2 separate regions of the Homo sapiens genome follow, and region 2 is linked to region 1. Evidence: read pairs that join two places in POLR2A ChIA-PET (ENCODE). Cell type or tissue: OCI-LY7. All regions are shown on one strand. Each heading gives the region's core, and the rest is flanking DNA. Links, peaks and the distances in the headings are about the cores only.

Region 1 (9,879 bases), core at 1,081-9,080:
GATTTCTATTCTTTTATATTTGCTGAGGAGTGCTTTACCTCCAACTATGTGGTCAATTTTGGAATAAGTGTGGTGTGGTGCTGAGAAGAATGTATATTCTGTTGATTTGGGGTGGAGAGTTCTGTAGATGTCTATTAGGTCTGATTAGTGCAGAGCTGAGTTAAAGTCCTGGATATCCTTGCTAACCTTCTGTCTCATTGATCTGTCTAATATTGACAGTGGTGTGTTAAAGTCTCCCATTATTATTGTGTGGGAGTCTAAGTCTTTTTGTAGGTCTCTAAGGACTTGCTTTATGAATCTGGATGCTCTTGTATTGGGTGCATATGTATTTAGGATAGTTAGCTCTTCTTGTTGTATTGATCCCTTCACCATTGTTTTATGGCCTTCTTTGTCTCTTTTGATCTTTGTTGGTTTAAAGTCTGTTTTATCAGAGACTAGGATTGCAACCCCTGCCTTTTTTTTTTTTTTTGCTTTCCAGAGATATTCCTCCATCCCTTTATTTTGAGCCTAAGTGTGTCTCTGCATGTGAGATGGGTCTCTGAATACAGCACACTGATGGGTCTTGACTCTTGATCCAGTTTGCCAGTCTGTGTCTTTTAATTGGGGCATTTAGCCCATTTACATTTAAGGTTAATATCATTATGTGTGAATTTGATCCTGTCATTATGATGTTTGCTGGTTATTTTGCCCGTTAGTTGATGCAGTTTCTTCCTAGCATCGATGGTCTTTACAATTTGGCATGTTTTTGCAGTGGCTGGTAGCAGTTTTTCCTTTCCATGTTTAGTGCTTCCTTCAGGAGCTCTTGCAGGGCAGGCCTGGTGGTGACAAAATCTCTTAGCATTTGCTTGTCAGTAAAAGATTTTATTTCTCCTTCACTTATGAAGCTTAGTTTGGCTGGATATTAAATTCTGGATTGAAAATTGTTTTCTTTATGAATGTTGAATATTGGCCTCCACTCTCCTGTGGCTTGTAGAGTTTCTGCCGAGAGATTTGCTGTTAGTCTGATGGGCTTCCCTTTGTGGGTAACCCGACCTTTCTGACTGCCCTTAACATTTTTTCCTTCATTTCAACCTTGGTGAATCTGACAATTACATGTCTTGGAATTGCTCTTCTCGAGGAGTATGTTCGTGGTGTTCTCTGTATTTCCTGTGTTTGAATGTTGGCCTGCCTTGGTAGGCTGGGGAAGTTCTCCTGGATAATATCCTGAAGAGTGTTTTCCAGCTTGGTTCCATTCTCCCCATCACTTTCAGGTACACCAATCAAACATAGATTTGGTCTTTGCATATAGTCCCATATTTCTTGGAGGCTTTGTTGATTTCTTTTTACTCTTTTTTTCTCTAAACTTCTCTTCTTACTTCATTTCATTAATTTGATCTTTAATCAGTGATACCCTTTCTTCCACTTGATCGAATCAGCTACTGAAGCTTGTGCATGCATCACGTAGTTCTCGTGCCATGGTTTTCAGCTCCATCAGGTCATTTAAGGTCTTCTCTACACTGATTATTCTAGTTACCCATTCATCTAATCTTTTTTCAAGATTTTTAGCTTCCTTGCGATGTGTTCAAATATCCTCCTTTAGCTTGGAGAAGTTTGTTATTACCGACCTTCTGAAGCCTACTTCTGTCAACTCGCAAAGTCATTCTCCATTCAGGTTTGTTCCGTTGCCGGCGAGGAGCTGCGATCCTTTGGAGGAGAAGAGGTGCTCTGGTTTTTAGAATTTTCAGCTTTTCTGCTCTGGTTTCTCCCCGTCTTTGCAGTTTTATCTACCTTTGGTCTTTGAAGATGTTGACCGACAGATGGGGTTTTGGTGTGGATGTCCTTTTCGTTGATGTTGATGCTATTCCTTTCTCTTTGTTAGCTTTCCTTCTAACAGTCAGGTCCCTCAGCTGCAGGTCCATTGGAGTTTGCTGGAGTTCCACTCCAGACCCTGTTTTCCAGGGTATCACCAGCAGAGGCTGCGGAACAGCAAATATTGCGGAACAGCAAATATTGCAGAACAGCAAATATTGCTGCCTGATCCTTCCTCTGGAAGCTTCATCTCAGAGGGGCATCCGACTGTATGAGACGTCAGTTGGCCCTACTGGGAGGTGTCTCCCAGTTAGGCTACTTGGGGGTCAGGTACACACTTAAGGAGGTAGTCTTTCCGTTCTCAGAGCTCAAATACCACGCTGGGAGAATCACTGCTCTCTTCAGAGCTGTCAGACAGGGACGTTTAAGACTGCAGAACTTTCTGCTGCCTTTTGTTCAGCTATGTCCTGCCCCCAGAGGTGGAGTCTACAGAGGCAGGCAGGCCTGGTTGAGCTGCGGTGGGCTCCACCCAGTTTGAGCTTCCTGGTTGCTTTTTTTATCTACTCAAGCCTCAGCAATGGCAGACGCTCCTCCCCAAGTCAGGCTGTCTCCTTGCAGTTCGATCTTGGACTGCTGCGCTAGCAGTGAGCAAGGCTCTGTGGGTGTGGGGCCTGCTGAGCCAAGTGCGGGATATAATCTCCTGGTGTGCTGTTTGCTAAGACTGTTGGGAAAGCATAGTATTTGGGTGGCAGTGTCCCAATTTTCCTGGTACAGTCTGTCATGGCTTCCCTTGGCTAGGAAAGGGAAATCCCCCAGATCCTTGCGCTTCCCAGGTGAGGCAATGTCCTGCGCTGCTTTGGCTTGCCCTCCGTGGGCTGCACCCACTGTCCAACCAGTCCCAATGAGATGAACCAGCTACCTCAGTTGGAAATGCAGCAATCACCTCTTCTGCGTCAATCACGGTGGGAGCTGCAAACCTGAGCTGTTCCTATTCAGCCATCTTGGAATGGACCTCACAAATAGCACACACTTGCAAAAATTTTCAGCTTGGAAGTATTAATGTCCTTTGGTCTCTCCTTCTACATCCCTCCCCCAAAAAACCCACTACCCAAGATTAACCATGTGCATCCATTTGCCATTGGTGCTATAATAAATTACCACAAACTTGGTGGCTTAAAAAACAACACACACAACAAATTATTTAGTCCTAGAGGTCAGAAATCAGAAATGGGTCTCACTGGGCAAAACTCAAGGTACTGGCAGAAATGAGTTCCCTTCTAGGGGCTCTAAGGCAGAATCTGTTTCCTTGCCTTTTCTAGCCCCTACAGTTGCCTGCATTCCTCTGCTTGTGGCTTCCTTCCATCTTCAAACCTGGTAATGGCAGTCAAATCTTTCTCCTACTATACCACCCTGAAACTGACTCTTCTGCCTCTCTTTTTCACTTACAGGGACGCTTGTCATTACATTGAGCCCAGCTGAATAATCTACGCTGAGCTGCCCATCTCAAGATTCTTAGTTTAACCATATCCACAAAGTTCCTTTTGCCATGTAAGGTAACATATCTAAAGATTCTAGAGATTAAGATGTGGACATATTTGAGGGGGCATTATTCTGCTTATCACACCAGCATTACATGTTTGGTGAGTATCTATGAGGAAGACTTTTTAGTATATATTCAGTTATATTTGCAATTTAACATGTTTTGTCTAGCTACTTGGGAGTCTGAGGCAGGAGGATCTCTTGAGGCCAGGAGTTTGAAGCTGTAGTGTGTTATGGTCATGTCTGTGAATAGCCACTGCACTCCAGCTTGAGCAACATAATGAGTATCTGTCTCCAAAAAAAATTGTCTAAATAATGTTTTAAAATAATCAAAATGAGATTTTATACTATTCTGCTGCTTGTTTGTTTTTACTTAGCAGTATATAATGCATAGCTTTCCACATTGGACAAGATAAATCTAGTAAGGTAATATTTTAAAGAAAGGCTTTCTTCTGAAATTTTGAGAAAAAAATTTTTTTTTTCTGAAAAAAAATAATAAGGGGGGAAAAAAGAAACCAGGAATCCTGCCTTAGGCTAAATGAAGTGAAAAATGAAAGTGTGGGGCCGGGCACGGTGGCTCACATCTGTAAACCCAGTGCCTTGGGAGGCCAAGGCAGGAGAATCACTTGAGGTCAGGAGGTCGAGACCAGCCTTGCCAACATGGTGAAACCTTGTCTCTACTAAAAATACAAAAATTAGCCAGGCATGTTGGTGGGTGCCTGTAATCCCAGCTACTTGGGAGGCTGATGCAGGAGAATCGCTTGAACCTGGGAGGCGGAGGTTGCAGATTGTGCCATTGGACTCCAGCCTGGAGGACAAGAGCAAAACTCCATCTCAAAAAAAAAAAAAAAAGAGAAAAAAAAGAAAAGAAAAGAGAAACGAAAGTGGGAAGTTCAAGAGAAGTAGTCTCAGCTCTTTGCATATTGCAGGTGAATGTCATATTTTAGGAAGCGGTTAATATCCAGTTATGTTCTGCTTAGCTCTAGTGAAAATAATCTCATATGCTCACTGTAGTGGGCATTTGTGGTTATTTTACTGCTTAGTGTCTATTCCCCTTACCAACAGCATCCGATTTCCCTTAGAGCATTACACTCCCCAGTGGATAACCTTTTTGGGTGTGCCCTGCACCTCCTAGTGAAGAGGGGCCACGTGACCCAAGCTAGGCCAATCACATATTGCCTCTTTTAAACCTAAAATTTGGAGAAGATGACAAATAAATAACAGTTGACATTTCTACATCCTCGAAATGGTTCTAAAATGATTTTTAAAAGGGTAAGTAGTTAGCAAAATATAAAATAAAACCCTTAAAACCAACATTGAGCCCTGTCTTCAGAATTGTAACTAAAAATAGTTTTAAGAATTGTTGGTTGGGTGCAGTGCCTCATGCCTGTAATCCCAGTACTTTGGGAGGCCAAGGTGGGCAGATCGCTTGAGCCCAGGAGTTCAAGACCAGCCTCGGCAATGTAGTGAAACCCCATCTTACAGAAAATACGAAAAACAAAAATAAGCTGGGCCTGGCGGTGCGTGCCTGCAGTTCCAGCTACTCGGGAGGCTGAGGTGGGAGAATCACTTGAGCCCAGGAGGCTGAGGTTGCAGTGAGTGGAGATTGCACCACTGCACTACAGCCTGGGCAACAGAGTGAGACTCTGTCTTCAAAAAAACAAACAAACAAAAAAAAGAATTGTCAGTCTGCAGCATAATAGATAAGAGCTATTTTGTTGAGATCTCTCGTTTTTATCATTGGGTAAAAAGGTGAGTGTACCCAGGGAATCACTTAGGCAATCCCAATTCGTCTCGACATTGGTAACCTGACATTACAATTTGGGAAGCTACAGTCGTTATTGCACCTGAGCCATGGTGCGCACCTACCCCTGTACTCTGTAGCCAGACCAGCTGAGTTGAACGGCTTTAGTCAATATCTGAGCTGGGTGAGGCTGGGCAAAAGAGCAATAGGTGAAAACAATCCCAGCAAGATGCCCTCTCTTCCTTAGAAATCAATTACTGAGATATCAAAAAGGAAAAGCAATAGAATGCTTTGCCTAATTAAGCAGTTGAGTTTGTAAGTATTTGATAAAACAGCAAAAGTAAATGCAGCACATATATCAGAGCTCTTGGTTGTAAACAGTGGAAACCCAAGGTGGCTTACTTTGAGCTCCATGGAGGAATACGGGGAGAGATACAATAGGTGCTCCCAGAAAGCTTGTGAAGGGAACAACCAAACCCCAGAAGACAGGGTGCACAGAGTTGGGCAGTGGGATTCTCCAACTCTAGAACTGAGGACCTTACACTTGGTATCACCTGTCCCTACAATTTGGCTTCATTCTTCTATACCAGCTGTCTCCATGGGGTGGAGTTACATGGCTGCTTCCAGACATCATCATTAACAAAGAAAGCTCTTCTTCCTTGTGGAGCTCCACTTCAGAATCCTGGTGAAGGCCTCTGATTGGTTTACCTTTCATAGCCTCTTAGAATAATCACTAAAGACAGTGCATGATGCATGGTAATTAACCACATTCCTGCCCTTTGACTGGAACAGAGAGATCAGGGGTCCATAATTAGAAGTTCACACTAGAACCATGTGATTGAAATGGAGAAAGGTAGACAAAAACAATCCATGTTCAACAAAGCCTGTATATGGAGTCAAATATGCCATATTTGGGTATTTATAAACCTATGGGAAGAAAGAATCTGGGTATCATTTGATTTCACAAACTAACATCCCATCAAAAGTGAAAACAAAACAGGATTTATTCAACAAATATTTATATGGCTTAAAATGAGCAAAGCTTGTTTATTTCTGATTTTTGATCACTCATTGGCTTTTTCAGGATGCCGCTGATATTTTTGTCTCTGTGAATGTGGAGGTCTTTCTAAATTTGTCTTAGTAATAACCCTCCTGGAGGGTTTCCTAATATATGCAGGAGATAAAGAAAGAATTACTATATACTTGCCCCCAGCGTGGATTTCTTCATAAGCTGCATTCCAAAGGGAATACTGCATGCATTACCAAAGTTAAAATGCATGAGTCTGTAGAGCTACACTTTGAAAATATTTAAAATGCTAAAAGATGTGTGCATGTATGTCTGAATATGTCTGAATGCAAATGTGTGTGTATGTGTATTTGTGTATGTGAAAACTCTGTTGTAAAATGAAAAACTGAGGGTTGAGTAACCTGGATAGTTCAACAACTTTTAAAGAAAAAAAGAAATACCTCTTAAATTTGACTCATGACGTTTATTTTGCCTGCATGGTGAAAATGTTGATTTCATTAGTCATAGTAGTTGGCCAATGACAGCTATTTCAATATAATCCTTGGATAGTTGACAGCCTTACCAACCATTTCTACAGTTATGAAAATATTCCTCTTCATAATGTGTTAGGAGGTATTACTGCATTTTTTAAAAGTTCAATTTCTTCATTTTTCTTAAACTAGTGAAAATAACTTTTTAAAATTGGTTTTCACATTTTTGCTGCAGTTATCACTATAAATATGTATTATTTTGGCCTATCAGCAGATATCATATTACTTTTGTCAAGAAAATTACCAGTAATACTTGTAGCAAATAAGACATAAATGTAGATAGGCAAACTTACCATCTTTGTTTGGGTTCCCCAGAATGCAGAGTGAGATAAAGATTTGATTACAGATAGTTTATTTGGTGATCCCAGGAACTTCACGGAATGGAGTGGGGAAAGGGAGAGAAAGAAAGGAGAAAAGTAAAAAGGGGGTGCCTTAATAAGTAGGTTCCATTTTTCCTAAGCAACTGGGGCCTACTTCCTCTGGGGAGCCTCTGAGAAACCAGAAAGAATGTATCTCAGAAGGAATTCACTCTTCTGACTCTTGAACCTCGTTGATTAAAGTTGACCTTGGAGGCATTATGCCCTTAGCACTTGCAGGCTACTCGCACTGTGAGCTGAGAAGGGCCTCAGCAGAGAAGCAGAGAGTTATGGCACTCGTGGTAGGAAGATGGCAGTGTGTATAGACATGTTTGCAAGCTGCCGGGGAGCTAACAGGTGAGCCGGGGAACATGGGCAGTGTATCATTAGTGACTACCATGTTCATTCCTTGCTCTCAGCAGATCCTCTCATGCCCACCCTTAGTTTGCTCTGTTACTGACATTTCAGAGTTGTAGCTGGCTGCAATCTCCAAAAATGACTGAAAATAGAAGAATATGTGGAACAAGTCACAATCTTCACTGCTGCAGCTGGTCCCAAGGCTATAATCTATACTCATCATCTCTCTCCAATTCCACTTCTTCTAGATTTCCCGAATCCTTGGCTAGCACTTCCACTAGTCATCATTGCTTGCTCAGTGTATGACCAGACCTTCATCTCTGAGTGGCTGGGCCTTGATTACCTTGCCCTTGTGAGGACATGGCTACTTCAATTGCTTCTCTGCTATTATCGCCAGACAAAGAAGCACTAAGGGGGGCCTGAGTGATTCCCCCAAGTTCTAGACATCTTCCTCCCTGGGCCCATTATGTAGCAGCAACTCCGACTCTTCAAGATAATCAGTCAGGTGTCCCTGCCAGTATAGTACTCCCATTTTTGCCTGCTGACCTGTCAGTATGGAGATGCCCAAATCCTCAGATGGCACTGCATTGATGCAGTGGAACACTTACTGTCTCCGTCTGTACACACACCTTGAGACCAAGGCTTTTAATCAGGAAGAGCCTAAAGTTGTAAGAATTAAAAACATAATTTCCACTAATGGGTGAAAGGGAGTGTGTTTAAGTCAGTCCTACTTGTATCCTTTAATTATCATTCCTGTGTATTCCAAATGCTGGGAAAACAGCACAGTGATTGCATATAGTGATCACTGGTTCAACAAATATGCTGTATCCTCGAGGACAATGACCTAGCCATGCAAGGTGCAATTCCTAAGCCAATGCCTTTTTAAGTCTTTAAAAGGCTATTCAGATACTCTCTCAGACCCCCGCAAAGTCAATAGTCTTCTGATACAATAGATCAGAGCATTATTCTCATGGGTAGTATTTATTATTGTTATTTTTTTGCCTCAGGAATTCAAAGCAGCTCACCAAGTGCTGTGCCTCTGTCTTAGTGGTAGGAAATGTAAAGTATTCTTTTGAGTAGGGTGTCTCAACATACCCCTGGATCTTTGGGCCCCTAAAATATTCCCTGATGTGGCAGACTTCCAAAACTTTGTAGGGCTTATCTCTCATTCCTTCAGCATGAAGTATTTAAAACCAGTATACTTGCTCCTTCCTAAAAACCAAGTTCAATTATTATTCTGTCATTAATATAATGGGCCAGGATGATGTTCTATAGAATGTGAAGATGATCAAGGTCACTGAAGACTATATTGTAACAGAAATGAGGATCATTGAACAAATTCCTAGGGCCAGGTAGTGAATGATAAAGAGAATGCATTCAACAAAAACAACAATCTTTGGCACTTAACGTGAGACTATTGAAAAAGTGGTTTGCATTCACAAGAGAAAGACAGAAGTGCACATTCACTATCAATATGAAGGATCTTGCTAAAGCAACCAGCTTACTTGCTCTTCATGTGGCTTTGCTTTCTTCCAGCATGGCAGCCTCAAGGTAGGTGGTCTTGTTATTTAGTAGCTCAATCTCACAGAGGCATATGTCCCCAGGAACAAGGCAGAAGCTGCATCACCTTTTATGACTCAGCTGTAAGAATCACACAGTGTCACTTCTGTACATTACAGGTCAAAGCAAGTAAAGTCCAGCTTAGATTCAAGGGCATTGAAATTAGGTTTCATCTCTTGGTAGAGGAGTGACAAGATTGCATTGTAGAAGAGCATTTGGGATGAGAGACATGGTTGCAGCCTTCTTTAGAAAATACAATCTGTCATATCTCTCACAGCAAGAAATGTGCTACCCTGCTCAGGGCATGCTGAGACTTGTTTCCAGTTTTTGGAATAGAGGCAATGAGGGCAGGAAGTAGCAGACCTTGAAGTAATCTTGGAGGTGTCTGCTTCAGAGGAGGACTGTGTAGAGTCTCTAGGCAAAGGGAAGCTGTTCTGTTCAAGTAACAGGGTGCAGGATACTCCTGCTAGCCTGGGTTGTTCAGGGAATCTAGGGGTTCAAGGTTATCTAGCACATCTATCCAGATGCCTGCCTGCATCCCAGTAGTTTTTAAGGACCATTTCCTTCCTCTAGGGCTTTGACTTTTGCATGAGAGGCCTGCCTGGACTGTGTCTTCAGTCTGCTCTGTAGTTCAATTCCTCTTGCAGTGAACCCCTGAATGTCATTTTTTTAGAACAGCCTGCCCTCTGGTTGCAGGAAATGGGGGTCTCTTCAGATTCTCCCAAGGAGACCTTCTGGCTTTCATTGCTATGCTCTGAATGGGTAGTTGGATGTTGTAAACCTATCTTTCTTTTTTCCCAATTCTTCTAGGGGAGTTAACAAGAACAAGACAACTCTTCAATTCCTGTGATTATCACAGCCCTATATCTTTCAGGAGTTAGCACTATTGCATAAGGTTAGCGTCTCCTTTCATTTTTACCTCATCCAAGTACACCATGGGTCAATTGTGGGTAATGAAATTCTTCAAAGTGCCAGGGT
Region 2 (8,000 bases), core at 1-8,000, 170 kb before region 1:
AGAATTTTAAAATATATAAAGTTTTCCTGCAAAAACTAAACTACTAAAACCAACCCACAAAGGGCAAAAGTTGCCATCTGCAGTAACCCACTTAACAGACAGGATATCTCCCTCGTCAAAAGCAGGAAGGACAGGTCCTGGAAAACCAATCAAGCCCTAAGTAAATGTGAAAGAAGGCTGTATTTTAAATTCCCACTATTAACACGGCCAAAGAATGAAATGTATGAGCAGCAATGGAGTGGTTTGCCTGGAGACTAGAAGAAAGAAAACCTGAAGACTGGATAATATATTTCCAACCTTTTTCAGGAAAGTCAGGATCCACTTGCCCCAAATGACATCTCCTCTTGACTGCTATACTTGTCATTTTAAATTAATATGCTGACATTCTTATTTACAGATCAGTTTGTAAATGATTTTTGTCATTGTGGATCACCCAGAGAGTCTGAAGAACTCTGGACTGTGGCAGACCATGAAATGGCTACGATTCCCCCCTCCAAAGGCCCACCTCTTTACAGTGTGACTTTGTAGCTCCTCCCAAGAGGAGGAAAATATACATGCAATTCCATGGTTCCAATTATCAGACCCCAGGAACAACATGAGTAAAGGTAGAAAAATGGAAATGAGAGGGGTATGTTCATGAGCTGGTGAAGACTGTTAACAGTTTTCTTAAGAGAAGTGGAGAGATAGTTACTGAGCAGAAAGGAGCTAGGGCTGAGCATGGTGGCCTGTGCCTGTAAACCCAGCTAATTGGGAGGCTGAGGTGGGAGGATCACCTGAGGTCAGGAGTTCGAGACCAGCCTGGGTGACAGAGTAAGACCTCATCTCGAAAGAAAAAAAAGACAAGACAGGACAGGACAGGACAGGACAGGACAGGACAGGACAGGACAGGAAAGGAAAGGAAAGGAAAGGAAAGGAAAGGAAAGGAAAGGAAAGGAAAGGAAAGGGAGAGAGAGAAAGGAAGGAAGGGAGAGAGAGGAAGGGAGGAAGGGAGAGAGAGGAAGGGAGGAAGGGAGAGAGAGGAAGGGAGGAAGGGCGGAAGGAAGGAAGGAAGGAAAGAAGGAAAGGAGGAAGGAAGGAAAAGAGCTAGCCAGACAGGAGCATGATCTGATGCAAGAGGTACTGGAAGAAAAGTCCATCAGAAATGCTGGGTGGATGGGTGGGGGCAGTGCTGGGGAGGAAAAGGCATCAGGGAGGGAGCTGGAGGGGCAACTTCTAGGCATGAGGAGCAGGCTGCACATGAAGGGATGGAGTGTAGATGAAAATTTCAGTACAATTTTGAAGACACAAAAAATTTAACTAGATTAGTGACTGAAAGTGCATGCATTCAAAATGATGCCATGGTTTGAAGCCAAGGAAAATAAACAGTGAAGCAGACGGAGGTCAAAAGACAGTTTGCTCAACTGAGAAAAAAAAAATAGGTAATAGCTAATTAAGTAGTCAAGAGCCAACCTTCTGTGGTTACCCAGAGCTGAATCCTTGCTCTGTCCTTTGCAGCCGAAACCTTTAAGTCTCGGCCTCCTTATCTATAACATAGGTTTACTATTACAGACCCTATAGGGCTGTGGTGAAGGTTAAATGAGAAATTACATGATGTGGCTGGCACAGTGCCCAGCTCACTGTAAGCACATTTGATTAATTATAGCTCTTAAAATAATAATAGTAGAAGCAACAACAATAATAACAACAGTAGTAAAAAGAACGGACTTCAAGGAGAATGACACTTCCCTTTGTTTTTACAGATACAATAGGCTTTGGTAAAATTTCCCAGGGGTCTATCAAGATAAAAAATCACTCTGATGGCAATTCTGGAACTAGGTACACTCTATCTAGCAGGGTCAGGAAAGAAAGGTCTGGATTCCAGTCATGACTCTTTTATAGTTATTTACCCCAAGTCTTGGTTTTCTCATCTACATGCTTGTTATGAAATGATGTATTTAGAAATACACAGTACGCTGTGAAGCTCTACAGAAATATCAGTTGGCCCTACTCTTACTGCTCTATTTGTACTAAATAATTCCTGAGATGCCTAAAACTATTAACACAAATTCTAAAGCTGTCTGACATAACAACATCCAGAACATGCTGAAATCCTGGCTAATTCCACAACGCACAAGAAGGGCAGAGAACAGAGCCGAGTTCCTGTTTTGCTGCTTCTTTCTGTAATTTGTGGGTAGAGACAGCCTGGGGAAGAGAATCCTGGAACCACACTGCCTGGATTAGAATCCCAGTCTCTCATGCCTGTGATCCCAGTTTCTCACATCTGTAATCCCAGCACTTTGGGAGGCCGAGGCAGCCAGATCACGAGGTCAGGAGTTCAAGACCAGCCTGGCCAATACGGTGAAACCCCATCTCTACCAAAAATATAAAAATTAGCTGGTCATGGTGGCAGGTACCTTTAGTCCCAGCTACTTGGGAGGCTGAGGCAGGAGAATAGCTTGAACCCGGGAGGCGGATGTTTCAGTGAGCCGAGATCGCATCACTGACTTCAGCCTGGGCGACAGAGCCAGACTCCGTCTAAAAAAAAGAATCTCAGTTCTACCACCTATTCATTGTGCTAACCTGGGCAAGACTCCTAACCTCTCCATTTCTCAGTTTCCTCATCTGTAAAATGGGAATACTTATACCACCTACTATGGCGTTGCCACAAGGCTCAAAGGAGTTAGTAAGTATTAAACAAAGTAAAAATAATAAGCAATGAGTAACTAGCGTAAGAACTCTGTCCATGCAAGTTTCAGCAACTGTGTGTGTAAGCAATCCAGGCCCCACTTACGTATAATCCTCCAGGTCCCACTTACTTATAGTCCTACCTGCTCCTTTCTTAACTCAGGTCAGTGCTTGTCTCATGAGTGGCAAGTCACTGAAAAATAAGAAAGAGTCACACTCTTCCTCTCTTATGAATCACCAAGTTCAATAAAGTCGAGAATTTCAAAAGGGCATTCAAGCCGCTTACACATATAAGGCCCCTAAATGCAGCTGCTCACATGAGGAATTTTAGTCACGTGATTAGTGAGTGCCCATCACCAGAAAAGCAAGGCAGGGTTAAAAGGAAGGGCTAAACTAAAAATGCAAAGGGAGGCTGTCGAAAATCACCTGACTGGAGAGGGCATGCCCAGGCGTGGGGAGTGGGAGAGCCCCCTGGCTGTTGGCACTGCCGTCGTAGGGTGTGAATAACACAAGGATGGCATTTACTTGGAAGAAGGCTCATTTGTTGAGATGACTGCCTTTACAGAAAGGCAATCAGAGCCACTGGGCAATGAGGATGACTTAGTTCAATGGGCATCTCCCATCCCTCCTTCTCCAGCAGCACAAACAAAGGTAAAGCAAGATGGGGAGCTGCCATTTATACAAAAACTGTATTGTAAATGCAGAGGCTTAAAAGCAGGTGAAATAGATGGAAGTTGTAGAACAAAGGCCAATGGAAAACTACAGTATATGACACAAACACATTAACCTACACCCTACGTTTATATGTGAACACCTTTGCTGTTTAATGGATGAGCTACTAATAAGTCAGAAACAGTTTAGCTTATATCCATTTGTTCATAAACTGTCTCTGTGAGGCTAAAAGTAAGTTAGTGCTTTAAAGAAGTCCATCTCTCCTAGTTAAAATTATTTTGGTCTCAATTTTACGAAATTAATATGATGTGGGAGACAGCACAACAATTTTTGCTGGCTTCCAAATTAAAAATAGTTGAAATGACATATCTTTTATTTTGGAAAACCAGGGACAAAAAGATATTCCCAGCCAACAAGTGAAGTGCCAAGTTTCTGTCAACTGCTTGGTTATAATTTGGAGAGTTAGAATTAAATTTTATATCTTGAAAAGGGTAGTTTTCGGAAAAAGAAATGATGTAAGGCCGTTGCTGCAGGCAACTTTTAATCAGGCTTCTAATAATGACGACCCTCCCAGTTCCTTTATGCTCTGCACTGAATCTTGAGACTTTTTAACTGGAGAAACTCCCCTGTCAGGAGGCCCCACAAGGAAACACCTGGGGCTCCATGAACACAACTCACCCAGGCCTCTCCTTCATGTCAACCTTGACCTATGGTGAAAGCCACAGGCCTATCTCATACCACCATGCCCCGTTTCATGGTCTCGGCTGGAGACCACAGGAACAAAACTGCACTGATGAAAACCGTAGCTGTACCAAAAAATACTGTACCATGTAACAAGTTTATATTCCACATCAGTGGTCCTCAGCCCTGGCTGCACACTAAAATCATTCTGCACATTAAAATCATTTGAGGATATTAAAGAAAATACCAATGTCCAGGGCCTATCCCAGTGAATCATAATTTCTGGGCCCTGGCATTTTGTGAAAAACTCCCCAGGCAAGGCTAATGTGCAGCCGAGGTTAAGAACTGCTGCTGGCTATGGGTGACAAGGCACAGAATCAGCAGGAACTTAGCTCTCCGCAGTCGGGTGAACACCTTTTCCCTGAACACCCTAGCCACGTGACCACTGGCTCACCTGCCCTGACATGCAATGATTTGCATATGCTTTCTGGCTTCCAGGAAAGAGCTGCTGGAACATACAGGCCTGGAGTCCTCTCAGGTCTGCCTCAGTCTAAACCGTGGGTGAAATCTACAAAATTCATTTTTCTGTCAGCCCTGAAAGCTGCCCATACTATTCCCTGAATCAACTGCGATGCCGGGCCTGGAAGCCTCCGTTTTGCAAGCAGCATTATTTTTGAAGGACCAAGCAGTGTTAAGTGTGGGCTCAGTCAGAAGAATAGCTGATAGTTTGGAGAAGGGATTTTATTTCACAATCATGCACGTTAAGAAACCTCTAACAGGAATGGGGGTGGGGGGTATTGAGAGTCCATTTAAAACAGTATTCTATCCACTGACTTTTAATCCCACTCGGTTCCATTCAATCATCTTTATGCTTAGTTTTAGTTGAAGGAGCAAGAAAGACTCCCCTTAATAACCAGGCAAGAAAGCATCAAGTGTTTTCTCTCTTTTGGAAACAAGTAGGTGTCTGCACGCTTGAATTTGTCACTGTGCTCCAGTTTTGCAGACAGTGATCTGGCTGGCACAAAGATTCACAGACTCAGTGCCCACAAACAGCTGCACCCTACAGTACCAGCAGGTGCACGGACAGAGCCCAGGGAAAAAATTCAGTGCAAGAACAATGGCGCCGTTATAACGCCAAGGGACAAGGCCCGAGACTAGCCACTACTTCACTACATTTGATGATGGGAAGAGCTAGAAACTCAGCCGCAGCTCCCTGGGATTTGGCCTTTTTGTCCCTAAATCATATCCACAGACACAGCCAGGTAGGGCATCACAGTGAGAGCAGCTATCAAACGTATGGCCAGACCAACCAGAGGGTAAGTAAAATTAAAAAAAAAAAAAAAATCGCTCTAGAAAATGTATTCCTTTCCTTTTAACTTATCTTCTCCTCTCCTGAGCTGCATTGCCACAGTCACCAAGTTTACATTTACATCCAAATATGCACACACAAAAAAATTAAGGATGCATCTCACTCCCCAGTGACTTTATAACAGGTTGCTAGGTAACAGTGCATACAAGTCAGGTTTCAGGACCTCCAGTAAGCCACCATAAAATAGCCACATGGGCCTTTTGCATAAATAGTGTGTGCATTTGTTATCTGTTTTCTTATGCCAATTATCAGTCAGTAAATATTCTGACTACCAAACCATAAACAACTCCCCATCAATAGCTAACTGAAAACACAGATCACAATATAAGGCTTTGATGCGCAATTCTTCCCCCCAACCTATCAACTGGCTTCTCCCCTCGTGTCTGCTGCTTGCAGTGCTGGCTCTAAGCAGCCTTATCTTATGCTCCCTGAGATTGGGTCTAGAGCTAATTACAGCGTAATGTGAGCACTCAGAGCTGAGCCCAGCAGAAGCCATGCATCATACACAAGTGTTTTATCCAAAGACCAAACCTTCCCTGTTCTCGCTCAACTTCCTCTAGATTTTAAAACATCCCTGGAGTCATGGAGTAAAGGGAGTAACACCTTATTCAGAGTCATTCACCCCCACTCGGATTGCCCCTGTCTGTTAGGTAAGGAAATGTCCCCCTTTCTAAGCTATGTGATGTGAATATGTCATTTGCATTCCTTCCCTGGGGATTGCACTATAAGGGCCCATAAAAGGAGCCCCCTTTGCTATCACGGTGGCAGGGAAGACAATCAAGGAAAAACTAGAGTTCCCCTGGAGGTGAAATCCTAAAGGATCAGAACAGCAAACATGGAATACATGAAAACATGTATTTTCCCCACATGTTCAAAAATTTTTAAATATAAAACTCAAAGTCTCTAAAAATCACATTTTCCCCTAGATTGGAATAGAGGAGGGAGAAGTCGGGGGAGAGAGGTGATGAGGAGCAGAGAAGCCAGTGTTCTTTAGAGCCAGAGTCAGAAACTTGGCCAATTCCAGCATAGGGCCCCCTCACTCTCATTGCCAGTTGGTGTGCTTCACTGTTACATTCCCCGCTCTTTGCCTACTTGGTTCATTTCTGGGACATCTCATTTTCCATCCCCTACCTTTCCTCATTTCTTCCAACTAGTGTCTCCCACTCCTGAGGAGCAAAGATCTGTGGTAAGGGGGACATTCCAAAAGACCCGACTGAAGTGTCCCTGAGCAAAGGGACTTCAGAGTGGAGCTGAACCTCTAATTCACCTGGCAATGACATTTAGTGAAATGCGACTCACATTCCATTTAAAGGAAGGTGGTGACCAATTATTCTCCATTTAAAAGGGTATTGTCAATCTCCAAAGAGCTGACATGGCATTTGGAAATCATCGTGGGGACTTCCATCTTCACTGAAATACAGAACCAATTCTCCACCGACCTTTCCCCACCCCCTACATCTCCTTTAAAATTTAAAATCATACTCTTAAAAGCGTAATGAGTAGCTGCACAATCCTGCAACACACCTTATCATTCCAAAAGAGAATGACAGGAAAAACAAAGTGCCCTAAGACCTTGATGCCCCTTTTCAACACCACGACTTAAATCAAATATGTTGGGAAAAAATGATAAAAAAAGAAACATCATGTACAATTTGATGGTGATAGAAAGAATGTCAACTAATAAGAATACATCTTTATAATTTATACTCCATCTTTTTTTCCCAAATGGATCAGGGCAGTTTTTTTAAAAAAAGAATTTTTTTTAAAAATGTGTTTTTAAATTCCACTTTATATGAGGTCCCTATAGTCAGATTCAAAGACATAAAGTAGTGGCCTCCAGGGCCTGTGGGGGAAGAGGTGAACCGAGAGTTGTTTAATGAGTTTCAGTTTGAGAGAATGAAAAAGTTCTGGAGATGGATGGGGGTCAATGGTTTGCACAACAATGTGAACATACTTAATGTCATTGAACTGTGCACCTAAAATGGTTAAAATGGTAAATTTTATGTTAAATACAGTTTGCCATAATAAAAAAATTTCCCATTAAAAAAACCTGAAAAACTTCTTAAAGATAGTTATCATTTGCTCAAATTTTAGAAGTCTATAATTCCTAATAGTAGTCTTTGTATATATGTCCTTTAAAAATCTTATAAATTAAGACAGTAAAGAACTTGAATAATGCCAAAATGAGGTATTTCATACAAGTCCAGTGCAGAAGAGACATGTTAAACAGGGCCCAATGTCACACAAGCAACTGACACAAGCCTGGCTTACCATGTGACCATTCCCCCCTACAGTAAGAACTCACCAAAGGGAAAAAAGCAGAAGGAAATCAACAATCCCTACTGTTTTGAGACCCAAGCCAAAGCAATACTACTTCCAAAGGATTACACACACACAAAGTCAAGGAGAAAATGTATGGAAGTGCAGACTATCCAAATTTAAAGGGACCTTGAAATCATCTAGTTCTACCAGCTTATTTTACAAATAAGAATACTGGTAGACAGAGACAGAGAGAGAGAGAGAGAGAGAGAGAGAGAGAGAGAGAGAGAGAGAGAATACAACCCTATTCAAGTACCTGACAGCTTCATGAGAAAATCAGACGCCATCTTAACAG

Evidence for each region. ChIA-PET counts read pairs that join two places held together with the same protein. Peaks named below come from ENCODE experiments on the same cell type or tissue, not always from the same donor. Only the 100,000 strongest peaks of a DNase experiment are listed, where the experiment ranks them.
Region 2: POLR2A ChIA-PET joins it to region 1 with 11 read pairs; 2 of 35 experiments call an interaction of 5 or more read pairs at or near these places.

Annotation. Positions count from the first base shown.
Region 1 is chr4:146,045,641-146,055,519 of GRCh38, forward strand. It overlaps LOC105377468 (a long non-coding RNA gene), which reads right to left. Exons shown (of 4, transcript NR_188432.1): 4 at 8,762-9,879. Among named protein-coding and RNA genes, the nearest start is that of LINC01095, 71 kb to the right of the region's middle. RefSeq lists enhancers at 8,581-9,780, 9,118-9,367. In OCI-LY7, for the core only: CTCF peaks have their summits at 4,075, 4,383 and 5,668; DNase peaks (open chromatin) are centred at 4,341 and 5,661; H3K4me3 peaks cover 2,075 bases; H3K27ac peaks cover 3,486 bases.
Region 2 is chr4:145,877,717-145,885,716 of GRCh38, forward strand. ZNF827 (zinc finger protein 827) reads right to left here. Exons shown (of 15, transcript NM_001306215.2): 4 at 7,962-8,000. Among named protein-coding and RNA genes, the nearest start is that of ZNF827, 57 kb to the right of the region's middle. RefSeq lists enhancers at 923-1,515, 4,113-4,192. In OCI-LY7, for the core only: no CTCF peak of the experiment used is centred there; a DNase peak (open chromatin) is centred at 4,455.